2 separate regions of the Mus musculus genome follow, and region 2 is linked to region 1. A link is a loop called in an ENCODE intact Hi-C map of the cell type or tissue named here. Cell type or tissue: left cerebral cortex. All regions are shown on one strand. Each heading gives the region's core, and the rest is flanking DNA. Links, peaks and the distances in the headings are about the cores only.

Evidence for each region. Hi-C counts contacts between places; a loop is a spot of excess contacts. Peaks named below come from ENCODE experiments on the same cell type or tissue, not always from the same donor. Only the 100,000 strongest peaks of a DNase experiment are listed, where the experiment ranks them.
Region 2: it touches region 1 in a loop (4-fold over the local background); 9 of 42 quality-filtered maps call a loop at or near these places.

Annotation. Positions count from the first base shown.
Region 1 is chr5:49,089,581-49,101,891 of GRCm38, forward strand. All of the region lies in intron 1 of Kcnip4 (Kv channel interacting protein 4), which reads right to left. Among named protein-coding and RNA genes, the nearest start is that of Kcnip4, 430 kb to the right of the region's middle. In left cerebral cortex, for the core only: a CTCF peak has its summit at 5,509; DNase peaks (open chromatin) are centred at 5,545, 6,233, 7,985 and 8,664.
Region 2 is chr5:49,954,609-49,966,919 of GRCm38, forward strand. It overlaps Adgra3 (adhesion G protein-coupled receptor A3), which reads right to left. Exons shown (of 19, transcript NM_133911.1): 17 at 9,083-9,228; 18 at 7,040-7,135; 19 at 5,343-6,906. The coding sequence ends at 5,664. Among named protein-coding and RNA genes, the nearest start is that of Adgra3, 98 kb to the right of the region's middle. In left cerebral cortex, for the core only: a CTCF peak has its summit at 7,400 (motif pointing left); DNase peaks (open chromatin) are centred at 7,110 and 7,397.

The sequences.
Region 1 (12,311 bases), core at 1,592-9,591:
CCAAAACAAATATTCAAAACACAAAGCACAAAACAATAACAAAATCAGCCAAGAGTGTAGAAAAAAGCCAGACTATAATAATTCAAATCCTAGTTCTACCTTCCTGTAGACATGAGACCTTGTATAAAAATTTAGCTCCTGGGGCACGTGGTGTGTATAGAGACAATGCCAAGAGCTTTTGCTCCTCAGTGTTTCTGTGGACATTAAGTAGGCAAATCCATGCAGCGTTATTAAAGATTTGCCTGTTTACCTAGTGGGTTATCAATATAACCCCTTCAATATGTATTAAATTTAAATCAGTAATGCATCTCTATGATTGGAACTATATACACATGCTGCATTCATTTGTCAATACAACCTAATAACACATGCTATTTTCAATGAATCTTGATGGTTTACACTAGCTTACTCTTGTGTTTCTCACATATAAGTGAATTAAGCAAAACTAGACAGTGAATCCCACCAGTGCCCAAACAGGAAAGTTTACATCTACAGCTATAAATCTTCTACTACAAAATAGGAAATAAATTTCAAGGACATGTTTGTCTATATGTCCAAATATTTTGATATTATCCTGAAATTCTATGACTTAATCAGCAATGATTAAAGTACCCACTTACACAGACAGCAAGCTTCAGTTAGTCCCAGTAATCTTTTGGACACCTGTTGGCTTCAAATTGGTGCATTACAAATACTAGGCTTAGACACCATCCCAAGGGAGAGCATGCATTTTAACAATACGCCACTAGGTGGCGCTGGAGGCAAATAGTATTTCTCTAAGGAGGTGAATGTCGACTTTCAGGCAATGTGTCTTAGTTATGCTGAAGCGAAATTTCACAACGATGATATGATTACGATCAGCTAGCATGAACAAAACAGCATCTTTGCATCAGTGTCTGACAAGTAGAAGTATACATAACAGGAAACTTGTGCATATTTATTTCTGTCCTGAATCCCTATGATTCAGCAAGGCTTTTTTTTTTTTTTTTTTTTTTTTTTTTTTTTAAACAGAAGCAGATGCTCAACAATAGGAAATTATCAAGAAAATTCCACATATCCACAATCAAATATTCTGTACTTATCAGTCTCATTTTGTATACCAGACTAATGAGGCTTTAGAATTTCTGAAAGAAAACACCTGTTGTAGTGTATGTAATTTACCAGATAGGGGACATATTAAGGGCATCTATTTTCCTTCCATTTTGATTTAGAACTACATGATTTCATTCAATATATTTCTTTTCTGTCTTTAGTCCTCACGAACACTTAACAGTTAACAGAAAGTCTGAACAGTGGGACATGTGTCCCAGAGCTTAGAATGGGACATACCACAGGGTATTTTCACAGATCCACAGTTCTTGAAAGGCACTTCCCATCACTTATAGCCGAGGTGGCTCCCCAGGCAGCCCTTAGCGAGGAGTAATTTCTGAGTCTATGATTTTAGTCCATCTAAACTGCTGCCATTCTCCATCTATTCTGCCCTTTCTGAACTCCTCAGTGTCCTACACATGCATGTGAGCACACATGCACATAAGCATCACTGGTTAGGGATTCAAGCTCATTGGAAGTACCTGTGGGTTCAAAGTTAAGGAAAGCATTCTACTACAAAATGAACGTAGGCTACGTACTCAGTCGTTCCTTCCCCATAATGTTCCTTGGCCACATAACTCTGATTTACTTCAGAAGAATACTGACATGCCCCCATTATATATTCACATTTTTTTCTAGTGGCTGAATCCATGTGCCCCAGCCCTACCTCGGGGAGTTATTAGAGTCTGACAAGGGATACGGGGGAGGTCTTTTCTCTGCAATCATTGGCTCTAGGCTTATCTACTTCCATCTACCATAGTGATGCATAGGTGTGACTGTTGGCCTCCACGCTACGAGAAAATGAGGTGACCATTATCAACAGCACAGAGGAGCAGACTGATATGAATCTACCATCACTAAGAAATACTCTTCCAATATCTCATAAAAAGCATATCAAGTTGCTAATTTCCATCACTATAAATTGGTATGGTCCTTAAACGTGAGTGGATTCTCCATAGGAAATTTCCTTTTTATTCCTCAAGACGTATCTTCATTTGGTTTGTTCACAATCAACCTGCATATCTCTCCCTGTCGGGACGAGTCTGCTTCTCCACCATATCCATGATACACTAAAACTTACGATACCTAAAGAGTATATTCTAATCATGTTATACTGTAAAACAAACAAAACTTTAAAATAGCTTCTATGACAATAAGAAAGGAGAGGAAACACATTAAACAGCATTTGAGAAGCTCTTAATACTTCCCAAAACTTTCACAACCACTTTTTGTTTTGATAATAGTCTCTGTGTACCAGTGTAGACACTATGCTAGAAATACTACCTTACTCTCCACTACCATTTATTATAACCTATGATTACTCTTGGTGTCTTGATAGCACAATATGATAGCTTGTACCATCTTTCCTTATCTCCTTCTTTTTTGGGATAACAATAACTAACATTAGGAAGCAGGTACTTCATGCTAAAAGCATTTCGCAGTTACAGTGTTATACATACCACTTCATTTAATCTCTCGAATTTCCTATGGCCTGGTACTATTATTAAAACTCAATAGATGATGGAATTGGACCAAGGTCCAGGGACAATGCAGTGTCTCTGTCATCTTACAGGATTATTACTACTTTAAAACCTGTCATATATTTCAACAATTTTCCTCTCATCTTTGAGCTCAAACCAGGCTTTCAGACTGTAATCCATGCACCTTCTTATGTTTGCTTTCATTGCACTTGACAGTGGATTTAAGAATGGCAACAATCTGTTTCATATCATGAAAAGATTCAATATTGAACTATTTTCCTTTCTTTTACCACAGAATTGATGTTAATGAGTGTGGCTCTAGAAATGTGTACTTCACAAGACCTTAGTGGATAATGAACCCTCCAATTAGCTTACTGTTTTCTTTTACTTTCTAGGCAAGAAAAAAAAAGGCTTAATTTTAAATGTACTCTATAAAAATATGTGCGGTTGCATACACTAGCAAGAGTTTGCTGAAAGGACCCTGATATAGCTGTCTCTTGTGAGACTAGGCCGGGGCCTAGCAAACACATAAGTGGATCCTCACAGTCAGCTATTGGATGGATCACAGGGCTCCCAATGGAGGAGCTAGAGAAAGTATCCAAGGAGCTAAAGAGATCTGCAACCCTGGAGGTGCAACAACATTATGAACTAACCAGTACCCCAGAGCTCTTGTCTCTAGCTGCATATGCATCAAAAGATGACCTAGTTGGCCATCACTGGAAAGAGAGGCCCATTGGACATGCAAACTTTATATGCCCCAGTACAGGGGAACGCCAGGGCCAAAAAGTGGGAATGGGTGGGTAGGGGAGTGGGGGGGGGGTATGGGGGACTTTTGGGATGGCATTGGAAATGTAATTGAGAAAAATACATAATAAAAATAACATTTAAAAAAGAAGATAAGCAATGTATTTTACAAAATTTACAGTAAGGACTTTATACTTACTTATGTGTGTGAGTACGTGTGTGTATGTATGTGTGTGTGTATGTGTGTGTGGTGTAAAACAATACCTCTACTAGATGAGATATGATTTTATCTAAGTGCCATTATTGACTGAGTCAGTCATACACAGTAAGCCTTGACTTTCCAACCTATTGGATGGAGCACAGGGCCCCCAATGGAGGAGCTAGAGAAAGTATCCAAGGAGCTAAAGAGATCTGCAACCCTGTAGGTGCAACAATATTATGAACTAACCAGTACCCCGGAGCTCTTGACTCTAGCTGCATATGTATCAAAAGATGGCCTAGTCGGCCATCACTGGAAAGAGAGGTCCATTGGACAGGCAAACTTTATATGCCCCAGTACAGAGGAACGCCAGGGCCAAAAAGTGGGAATGGGTGGGTAGGGGAGCGGGAAGGAGGGTATGGGGGACTTTTGGGATAGCATTCTAAATGTAATTGAGGAAAATACGTAATAATAAAAAATATTTTAAAAAATGGAGCTCATATCCTGATCTCCTCTTATTAGCTTTGGTGGTGTTTTTTAAATAACACATATAAGCTGGGCAGTGGTGGCACACACTTTTAATCCCAGCGCTTGCAAGGCAAAGGCAGATAGATTTCTGAGTTTGAGGTCAGCCTGGTCTACAGAGTGAGTTCCAGGACAGCCAAGGCTACACAGAGAAACCCTGTCTAGAAATAAATAAATAAATAAATAAATAACAATATAGTCTTGCATTTACTTACTTATGCATAAAAATTTCCAGCAGATTAATTCTGTCACTTATTTATATTCTAATTCTGTTTCCAAATTTGTTAATTTAAAATGGATAAGGGTTTTCAAATCATTCCATTGTAGGAGATAGTATAGTAAAGAGCCAATAAAGAAAAGTCAGAGTTATGATGTAGCTATCAGGTTAATGACCTAAAATCTTGTATATTTGAACTTTATAATTCCATTTTATATGCTCTTTGATTCAAGATCTTTTTATGGACATCCTATTTTTTTATCCTTTTATCCTATTTTTTTATCCTTTTATTAATAACCTCATTCAAGTGTATTATGTTTTGTAAAGGCCAAAAAATAAATAAATAATAATTTTTCATTATAGAATTAAGAAAACATACATGAAACATATTTCCAAAGATGGTAGGAAAGATCTATGCCTTTCTATCAAAAGCACTTGAAATTTTTTGAAATACCATCTTTTAAAGTATAAAGAAATTCTCTATTTGATAGTGACTTTTTAAAATCCCTATAGATTACAATAGCCTTTAACTATGGTTAATACAGACAGGAATCACTGTCCTTATTTGGTGCATAATAGAATTCCTGGCATCTGTCGCTGTGGCCTTCAGTCATTGGAAGATGGTATTTTTGAAGTTCAGAAAACAATGTGTTGAACTGACTGTAAATAACCTTAATGACAGCTTTGGACGGTGGCCCTCGAGATCCCATGACATCTTGTACACCACTCTGTGAAGCCTGCTTCATAGTCTGACATTCATTGTACCTACCACTATTAATCACTAAAAAATTCCTCTGTAGGAATAAAGAGACAAAGACCAATTGAATTCTACAGTAGTCTGACTTATACTAGCTTGTACAAAGAAGCAGAGTTCCATATCTTTTCTTAATGGAACCAGGAAAAGCTGGAAGGAAGAAAAAAAAAGTCCATGAAGAAAGAAGAAAAGGAAGAAAGAATGTTGAGGATAAAAAGCAGGGCAGGAAGCGGGTTGGGATGCCTGAGGTTTATATAGTCATCTTAGAAAGTCCCTTGATCACACTGCTATCTCACCCTTATTGAGATGACCATATGTTGAGTTGAGGTCATTACCCAAATAATCAATTACTTATACTGCTATCAATTTTACTTAATATTACCCTTTGTCTTAACTTTTGTATTTTAATAGTTATCTTTAAATGAACCTGAGAATAGACAGATTATTTTTCTTTCTTTTTACGACAAAAGGTACCTCTGAAGCTGCAGTTCTATTTGATGTTTCCCCACACCGTGGCAGCAGAGTCTAAATGAGCTGGAAAATTCACTGGTGGGAAGATATTCATTTAGCCTGTGATTCAGAGATCCAGGCCACAGAGCTGCTCCCAGCAGGGATGCACATGAGATCAAGTGCAGAAGACTAATCTCTTCTTAAATCTGTCAGGCAGAAGACACATTAGGTAATGATCTTCTTTTATTTCCTGAAGGTTTCCATTGATGTCACTGAAAGTTAAACTTCCTTCATGGTTTTTAATTGGAAAATTTCATTGGATATGTTATCAAATCTGTTGGACTAAACAATAGTAGCCTAGTGGACTACATTTCAAAATCTATCAAAAGGCCATTCGTTTGATCGTAACATAGAAAATGCTTATTAAACAATGAACATCACCTCGAGGGAGAGCATGAAATGAAAGCAAAAGCCATGCTACATGTCTGTGATGTAGAGGAGACAATTCTTCAAGTACATTGGCACATGGGGAATGAGTAGGTAAATGTTGGTCCATTAGTAACTGTTCCTCTTCTCCTGGCACCAATAAACTACCTGCCCTGCTGTGATTCTCCAAATGGAAAACATGAATCATACCGGGCCAAGCTGAAGGACAGGCCTGCTGTGGAATAGTTCATATGCCAACAGACTTATGTGATGAATATGTTTGTCCAATCACTGTGACACCTTATGTTTGCACAAATCTTTCAGCCTCCTCATTCACCTTCACACGGAGGAGTGAAGCTATTTATGTCCTTTCCCTCAACACCGGACCTCTAACAACGTCAGTTTTCTGTTGTCTTCACTGGCTTTGTTTCTACTTTTCCAGTGGCCCTATTTCTTGGGTAGCTGACTTGAGAGAATATTTTAGAAGCTTCCTGCGTGTTCTGCCAGTTCTTAGGCATGATGCACTCATAAGTGTCAAGACCCTCTTTGGTCAGTCAGGAGATTGTGTTTGTGATATGATACCTAAGGAGCCGGGATAAGCAGACAAGTGCTCTAATACAGATATATCACTGGGGTGTGTGCTGAATATTTCTGTGAATATCTATATTTATAGTTGCAGATGTTTTTATATTTTGTGCCATTTTTTGTCAGTGTAGGTATTGTTAGCATGTTAGCATTCCTCCTAGGCTCCACCCAACAGTTACCTAGCAATAGCTAAATAGGTATGGCCTGCTATATAAAGAACTGTCTGGCCTCTCCTGGCTCTCGCTGCTCCACTTTGCTCTCTCTGACCCCTTTCTCCCTCTCTCTCCTCCTCCCTCCAGTGTTCCCAGCTAGCCTCTTCTCTCTTTTCTCCCCCCCTCCCTCCCCCCTCCCCCTCTCTGTTTTGCCTCCTCCTCCTCTTCCTCCTCCTCTTTTTATGCCTCTATTCTTTCCCCAGCCCCCCTCCCATGCCCCAAAATAAACTCTATTCTATATTAAATCCATTGCAAGGCTGGTACTTTAGGGGAAGTACCACTCCCACTACACCATACCGAGCTCTACAAAGTTCTACATTGGCTTCACAAAAGGTATTATTTGTTTCATAACTCCAATTTACAAACTTGAAGGTTCACATATCCTGCTACCATATGTACTTTCCAGCCATGGGTCACTGGACCTCTCCATCCAAACACTGTCGATTGTTAAGCTGCCCTACTACTCAGCATGAATGGCCCTGGTCTCAAGAAAGGGCTGGCCACCCTCTAGTGTCCTCAGGGATGGAGGTATCCACAGTCTTCATAACCTACCCGCCTTGCTGACTCATCTTAGGTTCTCTTCCCTTATGTGACGTGTCTCTGTCCCCCCCCACCCCGCCCCTGAGATGGTTTCTCTCTTTCTGTTGGAACATCATAGGCCTAGGTAAACCATTCTATCTCAGTACTGGACCATAGCTCCGCCCCTACTTTGCCAAATGACCGCCTGGCAATCTAGCCTGGCTGCTCGTTCGACTAGTTATTATATTTATCCTCAGAATGGTACTAGTGACAAAATAATAGCTACTTTTACTGAATGAATATATTTTCCCCCAATTTCAGGCTCCTTATTAGGACACCTTCTGGTTTAAAAGGCTTCCAAATTCTTACACTAAATGCAGCCCCAATACTCACTAGATGACTCTAAATGGCCACTTAATGGGACTTAGAAAAACACTTTTAAAACTCCTGCCAGTGATCCAGAAAATAGGTTTCCTCTGTCCAAGCTTTGTCCTACCTTTGCTCCAAACCACTTAACTCCTTAATCCAGTGAGCTCGCCTCTGCATTCCTTCAACTCTAAAAACACTCTCCAGATTTTGTTTCAGACTTAATTCGTTCGGCTGCACCACTGCTGCCCGCCATTTGCTGCAGCAAGCAGTCTTAAACTCCTACTTCCTGGGGAATTTTTATCTCTGTATTCTTTCCATTCTGGTCCATACTAGCTCTCAGCCAGCTGTGGCAGGAGAAGGCTGCCTGTGGTGACAGGGAGAGATCTCCTCACATGTGCATAATGCCCTGCTCACCAGGCAAAATATGTCTATTCGCATTTCTGTATGTTTATTTGTCTTTGCTGACACATAGCCACCCACGGTTCTATAGATAAATGCTGTTCCATTCTCAGCCATAACAAACATGTGACTTTCCACCACAGGCAGAGCTATAGCATCAGCGCCATCTTAGCTAAGGGTCACATGGCTGGCTGTAGCTTCAGCATAATCTCAATTGAAGACAGTTACATGACTATCCACCATCTTTGTTATGGGCAGTTTTCCCTTCACTGCCTTCTTAAGTTAGAACAACATGGCATATGTTTAGCCTTGGTTTTGCTACTGTCATTACTTTCATTAAGTTATAATATACTCTCTTTGTTTGCTAGATACAATTTACAAGAAGTGATTAAAATAGACACAAATTGTCTCAGATATGCCTAATAGATACTATCTCACAAATCTGATAGATATAAGGTTAAAGGTTTAAGCTTATTATGACAGAGACTCCCCAGTACTAGCAGTCACCAAGAAGATATGTTCTCGGGAACAAGAGACTCTACACAGACTGTGGTATGATAACCAGTGAGAAAGAGTGTTCCATTGCTTTGCCAGCTGCCCGGGCAGCTCTTCTGATTGTGGACATAGAGAAGAAGTCTGGAGAATTAAATGTCTCAGATTGCCTAAGACAAGGTGAGTCATTTCTCCAGTGTTCCTCCTCCACAGGAAAAAGTCCTTCTCATCGTCTGGGCCTGATGGTCAGATTGCCTCTGCCCAAGTTACCATAGAGGCTACAGAGCCCTGAGAGAACTGTTTAGATAGTGAGCTACAGACAAACCACTGTCGTTTTCATTAATATATGACATCTAGATAATATTTTATTCTTCAAGAGATTTCTGATTGCATTGACAGCTAAACTAATGACAGCTTGATCACTAGAAAACAGACAACTAGCTCCTTACCCCAAATTTGTTAACTAGTTAAGAGAACTAGATCAATTCTCAAAATGAAAGACAGGTTTGCCTCGCTTGCAGGCTTCATAGTAAAGGATATGAAGTTCTGATGAAACCGTTCATTCTGCTACTTCCTTAACCAAGAGAAGCTCAGTTTCCAGTCACTGTTAAGCTGTAACGTCAAGAGTTTAAAATCCCAACATTAACCAATGGAGTTCTTATGTGATCCACTTTTATAATCACAAGCTCAAATTTCAAGTTTCCTTTGATTGACTTTTAACTGTAGACTTAAAGGGTTTCTCATGCTAAATCTATATGATCAATCATATTCACAAAGTCAAATTTTTGAGTTTTCTTTAATTGTCTCTTTATGTAAACTTAAAAATGTTTCTTATTGTTTCTTATGTACCTTATGGGGAAGGATGCCTCAGCATGGACGCACTGAGGTAGTCCCTCCCACTGTACCATACCAAGATCTACAAAGCATACTATTGGCTTTACAAAACATATTAGGTATTACCTTTTAAAACCTTGATAATGCTGGGCACTGGTGGCACATGCCTTGCATCCCAGCACTTGGGAGGCAGAGGCAGGCAGATTTCTGAGTTCAAGGCCAGCCTAGTCTACAAAGTGAGTTCCAGGACAGCCAGGGCTACACAGAGAAACCCTGTCTCAAAAAAACAGAAACAAAAACCAAAACCAAAACAAAACCCCTATGAACAATATAACCTTAAAGTCATCACAACAAAAATCCACATAGCTGTGTTATTTCCTTTGTAATTATGAAAGAGTAATCTACCCCACAAAAATAAAACATACTATTGTATATATCCTTGCTAGTGAATGGAGTTATTTTTTAAGAAGTCATTTTTAAGGGAACATTTAAGTCATTCATGTTTTGATGAGAAAATGAGTCCCAGAGAGCTTATTTACTGTATGGAATACATATTGACAATAGGAAAATGATGAGTCAACAATTTTGTTTGGTAGGAAGCAGCATTGTACCATCATTATGTTAGTCAGTCAGCCTGTTAGTTCTCAAATTTAAGTGACATGAGGAACTATTTTAAGTAAGAAAAAAAATAGGTGCCTGTATTATGTAATTTTGAATCCTTTATCTGTTGCATAATAGAATAAGAAAAAAATATGACTTTGAAATCTAGATTTGTCTCTTGATACCTGCAAGAACTTAAGTTATTAAATAACTCTAAAGATATTTATTCTTCTACTGATAGCATTTTCTTCAGTGTTCTGCTCTAAGACGTGGAAGAACAGCACAGGCAAGCTACTGAGCCTTTTGCATGCTGCACACTAAATCCTCATTAACTCTTATCATCTACTTCATCAGGATCACTTTGTTAACTTTCCTCTCAACTCCACCACTTTCTTCTTGTCTTCAGTTAGATCTCATTTAGATAGCCACACAAGGAAGCAAAACAAGCCAGCTATTTGGATTAAACAGTGGCATAGAAAACTTGCTTCTACTGAGTCCCTGTGTCCATTAGACCCAGAGAGAGGGAAAGATTTGGAGAGCGTGACAAGAAAGTTTTACAGAAATGTGACTGTGCCATCTCCTCTATGTGGAAACAGGAAACAGGCATAAATAGATTTTTTTTTTTAAAAAAAGGAGCTGGGTACATTTTATCAGCAGACAAAGACCTGGTGCAAAGGGATGCTGCTAACATCACTGTTACCCAGTTTTTAATGTGGGACTGTCAGATCTAAGAAACCCAAAGAACCATAACAGAAAGCTGCACTCTGCCCTTTGTAGACAATGCACCTTCCCTGAGGGAACCTTAGAATCAAACTATTTCAGTTATTTGCATATGGTGTTTTTGTTTCTAAGTGGTATTTATGCCTTCAAAACATGACAGCAACATGTCATCTTCAGTATAAAACCATTTTCAGCTCAGCAGAGAAAGTATGTTGTCACTAACTCTAGGCAATTGAATCACTGCAAGTTTAATGTCTTGTACATAGCACACAGAGGACAAAGATAGATAGTTTAGAAAAGATATCATCAGATTATTGATATCTACACAATAAAGTATAACCACTTCAAGCACAGCCTATGTTTCCACAGAGAATTCAAACTCTGCAAGGACAGCCCTGATGGGGAAAATAGTAAGCAAATAATTATGGCCCTTCTTTCCTCCAAAGAATTAAAATTACCTTTGTGGGTAAGCAAACTCAATCGCCTAAGGTCACTGGAGGGATACAGAGACACAGAGACACACCACAGTAAGTAAGTAAGAAATACTGAAGGAAAAAGGAATGTGGATAGATTCAGGAAGGAGCCATGAAATTAAACTAAAACAAAGAAGCAAAGAAAAGCTGTTTTTCTGACAAAGTCTTTTCATGTACTGATTCTTCAATATCCATCTTAGTTTTCCCGAAAGGTGGGAAATGGTGTAGTACCAAAGCTGAGCTATCTTTCAAAGAGGACTATGGTTATCTAATCTACCTTGTACCAGTATCCATTTAGGGTAGGCTATCCATTACTAAAGAAAGATTTCACTCACTTGTTACATATTTTACTAAATTAGTCTCTCATTCAGTCCTATCTTGTCCATGACTTATGCTATCTGTTTAATTTATCACTACCTATTTTCTAATGTCACCTAACACAGCTTGTACTTCAAGTAGAATCTGAACTTTCCATGCTCTTGTGTAGAAACGTGTGTTTTCCTCTGTTAAGAGAGTTCCTATACATGACTTCTCTAACAAAAGATTTCCCTAAACCCTCTTACATTCCTATCATATTGAAACAGAGGGTAGCATTCTTACTTTAGAAGAAATCTCCACTTCTCTAACACCATGTCCATTCTATTTGCAAGATTCTCTCTCAAGGGAAGTTATTATTTCAATGTACACTCTCCTAAATGGGTTGGAATATCCATCCTCAATAGAGTGTTAACAAGAAGGTTATGTGAGCACCAGAGAATTGATGTAATTATAATGGGAGTGAGTTGATTATTGTGGAAGCTGTCTTTCCATGAGTGGATGTGTTTGGTGTCCCATTTATCTTAACCTCTCTTAATTTTGTACTTAGGTTGATGCTAGAATAAGGCCCTAGCTAAATGCAAGCATTTTGATCATGGACTCAAGGTCTTCCAAAGCGACTATGTCAAGTAGATTTCTGCTCATTATATATTAGATAATCTATATTATTCTCATCAATTAGTACAAAGCAGTCCAAGTCAAAACTATGGGTAATATGTATACTATGTGTTCAGCTCCATATAGATTTCATTATACAGCATAGTATTTCAACTCATGATTATTGAGTATGAAAATCACACACATATTCAGAGACTGGTTGATTAATGAAAACCACATAACCATGAAACCCTACAGTGAGGTCTAATGAGAAACAACTCTTTATATGTAGCATAAAGTTATTGAAGAGA
Region 2 (12,311 bases), core at 2,745-10,744, 870 kb after region 1:
TCACAGTTAATCACTGAACATTTTTACTCCGTTTTATAAAGGAAGAGATGTTGCTAATAAAACAGTCCTCAGTACTGGAGTTCAATCCTTTCGTATGCAGTGTTCTTAAGCTGGGTTGGTACTCACGACTACTAGTTCTAAAAACAATCCGCTGCTACAAATACATTTCCTCGTTTCAACAGTCTAAGTTCGTGTGCAAAAGCAAACCATTAGTGCTGTACGTCAGGCCAAAAAGAACACAATGATTATAAAACTGAAAATTTTATGAGTTAGACTCCTTACACTGTTAAAGGAACCTGCCTAGGGAGCCAAAGAATCCTCTAAAAATACTCTATACCTTTTAAAAGATACCTGGGATCTCTAATAAAGGTCTTTAGCATCTTCCCAGACCAGATGGCAGCAGCAGATAATGGATTAACCCAGATGGCAGAGGCAGATGATGGATAAAACGCACACATACACATTCTCTATCACTTGATAAATAGGACACAGCCAGAAGGTCAATCTGTGTCTTGGTCAGCATGAAGCAAAGTTTACTTCGATGATGCTGAAGTAATAAGTGGAATTACTACTAAGCACTCAGCCTTATGAAAGGGGAGTGGGTGGTCACTGGCTACAGAAATGAGTACTTAGTACTACCAAGCCCTGTAAGTTCACGGTCAGTTTCTTCCATCTGCTGAGAAAGGAGACCTCACCATCTCATCATCATCTGCTTATTCCACTCAGCTAGGACTTGATCTGACTAGAATGACAAGATAAAGAATATTGGACAAACAGACACATAGAAAAGACTCGGGATCACCGGGTAGGCCACTCCCTTAATCTGTTTATCTCCTTGAACACAGGATTTAGCTCCATTGCACTTCCTTGTGCCCTTTTATTATTTGAACCATACATTTTATATTTTTTCCTTTCTAAGCTTGCTATGCTGGCCCAAAACACTCTTCAAGAGAGTAAACCAGAGGGTAAAGTCTATGCTGGACTTGTCGGGCACTTCCTTTGTCAATGCAATTAATTGAAATCTCTTTACCTTAGCTTCAGACAGACTCTTTGGACAAGGGCAAAAGGCAGCAACATTCTTCACCAAAACATCATAAGAATGATCTCCAGAGTTCAAATCACCCTCAGTGCCAATGTCTTGCATATTCCTTTTAGGACGGCCCATTAAGTCCCACTTAAAGAATTCCATGGCTTTTCAAATCCAATGTCCCCAAATTCACATTCCTCCAAGCCAAAACATGGTCAGGCCTATCACAGCAATATCCCAGTCCCTGGTACAACTTCTGTCTTAGTTAGGATTTTACTGCTGTGAACAGACTCCAGGACCAAGGAAACTTTTACAAAGGACATTTGAGACATATTTACAAGTTCAGAGGTTCAGTCCATTATCATCAAGAAAGGAGTATGGCAGCATCCAGGCAGGCATGGCACTGGAGGAGCTGAGAGTTTTACATCTTGTTCCAAAGGCAAACAGGAGAAGACTGACTGCCAGGCACCTGGAAGAGTCTCAACGACCACGCCCACAGTGGCATACCTCCTCCAATAAGGCTTCACATCCTAATAGTGCCACTCCCTGGGCCAAGCATATTCAAACCACCACATACGCTGTTTGTTTCCTTCTTCCATTTTTTATGTTCTCAGCCAACTTCAGTTGGTGCACTCTAAGTTCAATTCATGAAAAAAAGAAGTCAAACAACATTCCTTCTCCAAAATGAATCCCATCAGCATGGAGACATATCTTGCCTTATCCATGTACCATTTATATAAATGGAACATGATTTGTTATTATGTATATGCAAAACAGCATAAATTTGGAAATCAGTTAATCACTCAATAACTATCTGAAATATTAAACATTTACTTTAGCATTTAATACTAGTGCTAATATGCAAAAGTACTTCTACACAGATCATGTTTCTAAGTCTTCACTTAAAAAGTAGGTCAGTGCCAGCAACTGACAGGAACAGATACAGAGACTCACAGCCAAAAATTAGGTGGAGCTGGTGAAGTCTGCTAAAGAGTGGGGAGGAAGGATTATAGCAGTCACAGGGTTCAAGGACACCACAAGAAAACACAGTTAGCAAACCTGGACTCACAGGGCTTCACTGAGACTGAACTGACAATCAGGGAGCCTGTACGAATCTTACCTAGACCCTCTGCACATGTTATAGTTGTTAGCTTTGTGGTTTTGTGGGACTCTAAACAGAGGAAGCAAACCAGGGCCGTTTCTGACACTCTGGTTTGCTTTGGGAACCTTTGTCCCATTCGGTTGCTCTGTACAGAGTTAATATGAGGAAAGGTGTCAAATCTTATTCCAAATTAATATGCCTTATTTGGTGGATATTCCTTTTCTGAAGGGAAGCAAAGGATGGGGAGGGAGGGGATGTGGGTGATGGACTAGGAAAAGAAGAAGGACATAATATATGAAAGAATAAATTAATAATAATGATGAGAATAATACTTATCTAAACATAGAAAATATAGATCAGTATAATGTTGAGTTATATAAATAGAAGTTAATAGTATGTAATATAGAATTGGCAAGATGGCTTAATAATGTAAAGAACTTGTCACAAATCTGACAATCTGATTTTGATACCTTGAGTCTACATGGCAGAAGGAAAGAGCCAACTCCTAAAGTTGTCCTGACTTTCACGTTCATGCTATTTCATCACAAAAGAAAGAAGAAACATGGAATAAAGTATATATAACATGTATCACTCGTATTATATGACATGGCGTAAAGAGTAACTTTCATATAACAAACATTTGTATTCCTCTAAATATTACCAACTATGTTTTGCTCTAATACTCAAAGCAACTAAGATGTAAGTACAATCAGGTAAAAATGATACATAGCAAGCTCCTCTGGAGCAACAGAAACAAAGGCAACTCTAGGTACAAGGGCTTGACCATTAGGAAAGAACCCCTCAGCCCCAAACTCAGCAGGAATACAAGAACTCAAAAATGTGTGAATCTTGGTTGTCAAATCTTTTTCATGGGAAAACTGAAACGCTGATCTCAAAGGGTGCAATGTCTGTTAATCGGTTATAATTCTATGAGAAATACAAAAATCTCGGCCAGCACCAGGCCATAAATCATGAATGAGAAAGGTTGGGATAAAAGAAATGCATTTTTTATACCCTCTACACAAACATCAAATTTTAATCCCATCAAATAGAAAAGTTGGAGAAAGCCATTACTCATTGCATTTCATGTCTTAATAAAGCTCCCCACTTAGGCCGGCCAGGTTGTCACTGAAATCTTCCCCAGTGGTTAGGGACAATGAAGCAGGAGGAGCAGGTGCCCAGGGTTAGCCTCAGTTACATACAGAATTCAGGGTGAGTCTGAACTGAATGATACCCTTGGTCAAGAACAAAATAAAAGCAAATTAAAAAAAAAAAAAAAAAAAAGGCTGATTGGTGGTGGCGCACGCCTTTAATCCCAGCACTCGGGAGGTAGAGGCAGGTGGATTTCTGAGTTCGATGCCAACTTGGTCTACAAAGTGAGTTCCAGGACAGCTAGGGTTATACAGAGAAACCCTGTCTCGAAAAGAACAACAACAACACCCCACCCCCCAAAAAAGCGTCATCATTTCCTCCAACTGCATGACTTCTTTCATAACCTGTCCTTGGGCATCCTGTACCTCAAGTTGTTTAAATTAGTAACACCCACCAAATGGAACACCTTCAGGAAGTGAGGTTCCTCATGGTCTTTGTCAAGTGCTGGGGAAGGAACAGCAGTGATGTTCTCTTCAGGAGGAGAGCAGAGCAGGACAGTGAAACTGCCTCAACACTGAACTAATAGACCGAGCTGTATCAGAAAAACAAGACTAGAAATAAGAAAAGATGCATTCGCTCTGCTCTTTGGCTCCTTCGCTCAGTTTCCAACGCTTGGCTGAAAAGTAGACAGAGTGTACCAATGGCAATCGACTGGCTGCTTGCCTTGTTTCCCTACCAAAAAAGACTGTCTCCAACGCTGGCATCACATGCAATAAAGGCTGAAGCGTTAAGTGTTAGGCTTATTACTGCAAACCAAAACCCAGTCATTTTCTCTGGCAGCACCCCCATGACTCTGAAGACTACTGTGGCTCCCAGTAGTTAGTTGATCTAGAATGTGGCTGAGATGGCCACATAAGTGAGCACTTCACTCCGAGTCTGACATTTAAGGTAAGCTGCTGACGTCTTTTAGGACTTCTTGAACTTGATTCAAACTTTGAGACTTCTATTTCCGGGCTGTATGATATTTTTTCCCATAGCACTATATTTTACACAAGAGAGACCTTTTAAGACGAGGGATCTGAATGCTTAAGGACCACTGAGGTCTAACTAATGGTGCCTTGTGTTATCAGAATTGTTTCCTATTGAGATGGAGTATGAACGCCAGTGCTTTAGCATAAAGTCAAGAACACTTTCACTTCAATACAAAACATAAGGCAATCAAAATATAGGCCAATCTAGGAGACTCAGAGTGAATGGGAACTTCCTCTGAGAGATTCTCAGTGTATTCAAAAAACCAGTTCCTGTACACCAAGAACCACCACCAAGAAAGTCAGACTCAAGGCCAGACTCAATGCGACTCCTTTGGTAGAATACTTGACCAGCATGAACTGAACGAGGCCCTGAGTTCGAGTGTCAGCACTCTATAAACTGGACCTAGTGGTATACATCTGTCATTTCAGCAATGGGGAGATAAAGAAAAAACGGGAGTCCAAGGTCATCCTCAAGTCCATAGCAAGTGGGGCCAGCCTGTGACATAGGAGACACTGTGGAAGAAAGGACGAAAGAGAGGAAAGTGGTAGGAAGGGAAGATAAAGAAACTGCAACTCAAAGATAAACAACTGAAAACCACGAAATTATGGAAAATAGCATCAATTGGATCAAAGTGATGTGGCAAAAATATGCAATTTACACAACAGGTTCCAATGGTATTTCCATTTAAAAAAATCATTCTGTGAGATCTTTTAAACCCTGTCACAATTAAAACTGTATTTATGAAAATATCAACTCAGAATCCTTTTGATACAAATGTTACCATCAGTATAGTTAAGCCAACAGTACATCTGATTATTTATGCCTGATCACCTTGAAAATCACCATCACAAACTTTATTAAAATGTAGCTAAAATGCTCTCAAAATGCATGCATGTTTGTATATATGTGTGGTGGAAGCCATATGCAGGCCAGAGGACCACTTATGAGAGGTGTCTCCTTCCACCCTATGGATGCTAGGATTACAACTCACACACCAGGAGCCGTGGCAGTCGGCACCTTTATCCCATGGCGCCATCTCCCCAGCTCCTAACATGTGTTCTGCAGTGTAAACATAAGCCACCAGCACAATGACAAACTTCTATTTAGTTTATTAAATACAAGTCTCAGATGTTACGCAGATATAACAGATTCTAAGAAATTATATTTTCAACTTCCAAAATATCTTATTGGTGCTTTGACAAGTAAAACAATGTTTTAAAACATTTTTAACTCTTGGGGGGAGTGGGGGACAATTTGGGAATATAAAATAAGTAAATCCCAAAGCTCACAAGAATACTCAGAACGGCTTTGTATCCCCAAGGTGGCTGTAAACAGTTTGTTTCTAAGAGTTCATAGCTTAAAGGAATGTGAGTACCACAGTTTCACCTTGTCTTGGAAGCCCCTGCAATGCTACACAGTTGTTTCGTGTTTCCATAACCCAGTCCTAACATTACCAGTGACGTCGGTAGCTAGCAAGGGTCCTTCCTGCCCATTGCTTTTAACTGGTCCATTCTGAACAGCCAAGTTCAGGCCGTAAGATTTCTGCTGACTTTCAAGGTCGGCTGCAGCTGGCTTCCTTGGTGCATCTTTCTTACTACTAGTTGAAACAGGCTTTTCAACATTTCGGCTACTTTTGGGAAGTGTGCTACAAGCATCACTGCTGTCTTGTTGGGGTGGGTTGTACTGTCTCTCTCTGTAGGCTAAATAAGCTCTCCTACTCCTTGAATGTCCTTCATTGCTGCCTGGCCGGCTTTTAGGTAAGCCATTCTGCACGCTTCCTTCCACACTTGTTGGGACGTCATAGGCATACTCTCGCAGGACTGTGAGCCTGCTGGCCCGGTGTCCTTTACTTCGGTTTTTGTGGTGGCGGCTTGGGTGCACGTTTGTTCGAAACTGCACGTCTAAAGGAGCCACATGCATTTTAATATCGTTGTCCATCGAGTGTTCGGTCAGACTGTTATCAAGCTGCGGCGTGGCATTCACAGGTAGGGCATTGCTGTGGTACTGTGCCGCAGCAGCCTGCAAGTTTGTCAGCTTGCAGCCCTGGGAAGAGTTTTTGAAGCTCGATGCGCTTTTGTTCGTGCACGAAGACTCTGCGCTGCTATTGGTGCACTTTGGAGCCTCTCCATTAGTGGCGCTTGAGTTGGGAGGTTGGACGTTGACTTGCACGGAGTACGAGCTCCGCCCTGGGCAGCACATCATGATCCACGCAAGTCTCACGTCCTCCCTGTTGATGCAGTGGTGCACCATCATGAAAGCACTGAAGCTTAAACAAGTGGCTCCGAAGAAGAAGCTAAAAACCAAGTCCAGAGGGTAATACAGAGAAACAGCCATGGCCCCAAACATCCACAAGATGACATACAAAAGCAAAGTAAGGCTGGCGCCCAGAAGCTGAGACTGAAAACTGTGCTCGTTCTCCAACGTGGACGTAGAGATGAGAGACAGAGACATGGAGTCCTGATGGTTGATTTCACCATTTTCATTGGCTGCCAATCTCTGCTGCTCTTCTGTCGGCTCCTTGAGCTCATATTTGCGCTCAGGGTGTCTTTTCAACTGAATAAATATGCTTAGAAAATACATACAGTTTACAAAAGTGATGAAGCTGGCAGGTCCGTAGAAGGCTCCCAAGGACGGTTCCCAGGCCATCCAGCAACTAGGAAAGAACATGAGGAACTAGCTTAGACGCTCTGTAGTTCAATAAAGCACTTAGGAGATTGGCACCAGCTGTGCCCACAAACCTCGAGTAAGTAGTGGGGTCAGGTGTACAGAGAACATGGGGTACTCACTACGGTGCACTGGGCCGACTGCCATAGTTCTTGATGTTTGCTGCCGCGGTGATACCACACACTATGATGGGGATCCCACCACCAATCAGGTAGAACCTAGGAGAAACAACGGCTCATTATCCTGTCTACGCGGCAGGAATACTTACTGCATTGTCTACTAAACACTTCGCACATCATTCTTTGACGATTCCAATGACACACTGAGACAACTTTCAGTGACTGCTTTTATAAATGGCCCATGTGATTTTGGTTTGGATCTTTGTTAGGTTTTGTTCTGCTTTGCTTTTCCATTTGTTTTCTTCTTTTTCAAAGGACCGGCTCTGAGCTGGGGAAAGCTGGTCAGCTGCTGCCACCGTGTGGCCAGGTGGAAGAACACTTGGGTCTACCTAAGCTTTTAGTGGGTTGTGTTTTCAGGGAAAGTGGCTTCCATTAAATTCAGCTGGTGAGCCAAAAACTGTGGGTCTATTATTACACGGCAACTTTCAAGATTCACACACATAAAATACAGTAGGAAGAGCTATGGAGAGTGAGATTTCGCAGACTTCAGCTAGCCGATACTCTTCAGTTCTTACACACAATGGCAGGCATCTGAGCCAACCCTACAGTGTGCCTCTGCAGGCTGGGTTAGCAAACCTCAACAGCGCTGGAGATATCCAGTCTATCTGGTGTTCCTTTTCATTTCAAACATAGCTCGTCTACTGGAAAGATATGTCGCCTCTGGATCACTACACCCCTAACTTCTCCCTAGACCTTGCTCAGTACAAGCACTTCAGTGACAGCAACATGTGGAAACGAATTGGGCCGAGCACTGGTAAACCTCCCTGGTGCTTACTATGCATGCTATTTTGCCTGTCTTTTTCAGCTGATGGAAACACCATCTGCAGGCTTACTGTAACCCTGCAGACGTCTTCACCTTTCTGACACTCGAGTACTCAGATCCAGGCAATCCCACGACCCTCCTCACACATCTAGCATGTACAAGCTCTCTGGCTCCAGTCCTCAGCGAAAACCCCGTGACTCACCAACACTTCTTACTTTCAGGCATCCCAACTTACACTCCACACTAATGCCACACTGTCCTAACAAGACCCTCTCAGCACCCACTTCCTGAGTTAAAGCTCGCTGTCCGGCAGCTATTCACACTTTAACGTGGCTATCTGTTGTGCAGCTCTGGAAGAGCTGGGTATGAAATGCATAAACACTTAAGAAATTTACAAACTCATGAAGCTTACAAAACTTAGACAACTATAGAGGCCCTTCCCTGAGGTACTATAGGCAATAAGTAGAACTAGCTGTGACCCTTGTCCGAGTCACCCACGGTCCTGCCAGTCAATCTAGCAAATGTACAAGTTCCCCAAGATGGACTTGAATGGAAGCAACCTGCGCTTCTCAGCTAGCTCCTTTATGCAGGGGACACCTCTACCATTCCCTAACCCCAAAGCAGGTTCATGGCAGCAGCTTCAGCAAGTGCCCTCCTCTCACAAGTGGCCCTTCTTTGTACGTGCAATTCCGCACTTTCTGGAGGTCTGAACAATACGTATCCACAGCCAGTTCTGCAAACTCTGAGGCGGGGTGCGCTCAGCTGGGTGCACATCAGGCCTCCAGTGAACCTACTCACAACTGAGAATTCTGCTCATCTAGCACAATCAGTCCATTCACAACTCTTTTTATCGTAACGGGCAGGAAGGAGATGTAACTCCGAACTCATTTTGTCTTTTGTTGAGAGACAAAATTAATTCTTAAGATGAAGATCAATGACACAGGATGTCAAAAAACTTCAAGAAGCTAGTATTTTATAGAGAGCTGATACCTCCTTCTTGCTCTGCACATAACCATGAGACCCTCTCACTCCTTCTGAGCTTGAGAGGCACAGTGGAGACGCTGATGCTCATAGCACTGAGAACCAGTCAGCTTGCAAGTCTTCCCTTTGACCTCTCAAAGGCCACACCAATGTTTCTTGCTGTTGTAAGTTACGACTGTGGTTCAACTAAAGCAAACACAATAGGTAATGAACACCTGCGATACAACAAAGGCTCACACTACCTCAGCATCGGTCGTGGAGGAGCGGGTGGCTCATCTGGATCCTGGCATCTCTTGGCTTTCTTGGTGACTTGTTTATAGATATTTCTAGCAGTGACTCCAACCCACAATACCGTGGCAAGGGTAGAATAATGAAGAATGATCCCAACCTACAAAGAAGATTGGACAATGTATGACGATTAAAAGAACAAATGTTTCCTCGAGTCTGATTAAAATGCAGTAGGAAGGCGACTCCTTCACGTGCTCATGAAGGAATCGAGGTTCTTAACAGAAGATCAATTTATCACTTGGTTCACCTTCTAACTGCCACCTCGAGGAGAAGCAGAGAAGGGGAGGGGAGGGACACACCTGGGCTCTGCCTGAGAGTCGCCATATTTCAGGAAGAAAGTGATGTAACAAGGTAAGGCTTAAGCAGGTAAACTCAGAAGTAAAACACTTTCCCTCAGTTTAGGACTGCACCCATTTCCCTACCCGACTGTGATTTCAGCCAAATCACGCACGATCTCAAGCCCTCAGCTCTGTTATATTGCTTCCCAAGAGTACTTATTGTGATTATTGTAAGGGCCGTGCTGAAGAAAGCCTGTGAACCCTGGATTTCTGTCTCTTCAATTTAATAGTGGGGACTTTACTAACAGACAGCGCTGGCGTTCTGTGGAATCTGAATAGGCGTAAACTCATGGGCACACTAGGCACCTGACGGTGTAGCTGCCCACATAACGCAGACTGGACTCTATGCTTGTGATGACAGGAGGTATGCTGATCACATGATCCCTCTGGCTGGGGTGGCAATTCTGTATGATGTTGAAAGGGAACACAAGCAGCTTGAACGTTTTTTGTTTGTTTGTTTGTTTGTTTTAAGAAAATAAACAGTATACATCAGCAGAGGAAGGACACAATCTAGAATCTTGTTTCTTTTATGGGATGGGGCAGAAGGTCAGACTGAGACGGAATCTGTAGCCTAGGGTGGCCTGTAACTCACTGTGTAACCCAGATTGACTCTGAACTTGCAGTCATCCTTCTGCATCAGCTTACAAAGTGCTAGATTTATAAGTATGACATATCATGGCCAGCTTTCTAAACTAATGACTTGCTACTTTTTCCAACAGTTGTTATCTTGTGTCTTTGCTTATTTGGGGAACAGAATCTCAAGGTCTCCTGGCTGACTTTAATGTCACCATGCAGTGGATGAAGACTGTACTCCTTCTATAAGACCCTCCACCCCCTAGGTACTGAAGTGCAGGGCACTCCATTGAGCATGGCTTTACATGGAGCTGAGGAGTGAGTCCTGGATCAGTACCTTTTCCTCACAATTATTACAGGTAAAAGTCTAGAAATGAAAAGCACCAAGAAAAACTATTCATTAAGGGGGTAGCGCTCCAACCTTCAGGAAACTCCTGCTGACATCTCCAAACCCAGGTTGGCAACAAAAGAACAAGAGCCAGCCTGCAGCTAAAGCCTAGAGGCAAAAGAGCCCAAGTGACTCTGAGCCAGGACAGTAGCCACCCAGAATAAACCATGCAGACTCTGGAAGTGCCAGGACAGTGGGTCCCACTTATCTCAATAGGACACTCAGAAGTCACCATCTCCTAGGGACAGAAGTGGCTCCTTGGTTCACAGCAGTTTTACTGACTTGCAAGGAAAGAAAGGTTCATAGAGAAAAACATCACGGCCCTTTTTGCCATCTGAATCATCCTCAGAGCTTTAAGCAAAAGGAGCCCGTGCAAATTTGTTGTATAGAAATCAGTAAATTTATATAAGTGGAGTAAACCCCACTTACTTATATGGCACTTACATAGTAATAGAAACTCTGATCTATTTACATTGTCTTTTTTCAACTAAGCCACTACAGTATGTATACACTGTTCTAGACACAACAGCTGTACCAAAACCAAACCAAACTAAACCATACCAAAACAACAAAACCCACCTGTATGATGAATAATCACATGTGAACATGCAAAAATAGAAATAGCTCCCGGAAGTAAGTGGCAGGCACATACCCACAAATGTGTCTCTGAAAGCTACTGAATTAACACATTTGATGCTGCAAGACAGAGGTCCCCCAGCAAGCCACAGGCTCTTCCCAGTCAAATGTGATGGTCTACAGGGCCCCAGCCCTCAGCAGTGCACAACAACGGAAGTGGGAGAAGCAGATCAAATGTGAGCATGTTAATCATATCTCTGCTGGGTAACACTCTACATGATTCAGTTTACAGGCATATATAACAGACTGAAGTGCCTTCTAGGGTTAACATAAAGTAGATAGCCCATCCTGTTTCCTGATTAGATTTCCCCCACTGGCTCTCGGTGCCAGCACAGCGATTCTCTAGATAACAGATACAAAAGGACACGAGAGAAGGGCATCTGGCACTCTATGTGTAGATTAAATCACGGGACAGCAGAACACCAAGGACAGTCAAGTAAGGTGCAGCCAAATCCCTTTATGCACGGCAAAGAAAACCAAGGGCAGAAAATGAACCACCAAGCAATTGCTCAGTGGGACGTGGTAGGACACGAATTCCCCCAACCCTGGGCTAGGCCTCTTCAAACTCCCAACTCTGCCTCTTTGCTTCCTCCAGCTCCTTCCACAAACCAGTTAAAGGCAGCAGAAGACTGGAACTGTTAGGAACTTGGCAGCTGACACTTCCAACACTCTCAACCAATCACCTTGGGGCAGAATGTGTAGGACCACCCTCTGTTGGTAAGTCTGTGATTCCTGAAAGAGGGAAGAGACAGCTACATAAATTACATGCACAATGTACCTGAAACCGAACACATCAGGGCTCAGTGAGTGCATGCCTGGTCTACCTTGAGACTGTCAGGTCTAAGAGAAAATAGCTAACTGTGCTGCCTATAACCTACTAAGGCACATCTGGCCTGCTGGCTTTCCCAGGATTACAGCTGTCGCCCTCCTCACCCTCCTCACCCCCCCTTACCCTCAACTTCTCCAGCTCACAGGCCTCCCTTCCCCCAGCTTCTCATTCCTACAGAACCCTGCCATTTCTCTCCTTAGTCTTCCTTTCTTGGGCTCCTTGCTGACACTCTTTCTCTCTTTCCCTCCTCTCTCTCATGTCCAAGACCAGTCTGGTGGCCATGTTCAATGTACTACTTTCTCTCCCTGCTCTGGACTCTTCCAGATGCCTCTGGCCGCACTCTACCCCATATCTACAATAAAAACCTTACCCTCAACCATGCCTTGGAACCGTCATATTCTCAGTTTTATACATCTGGT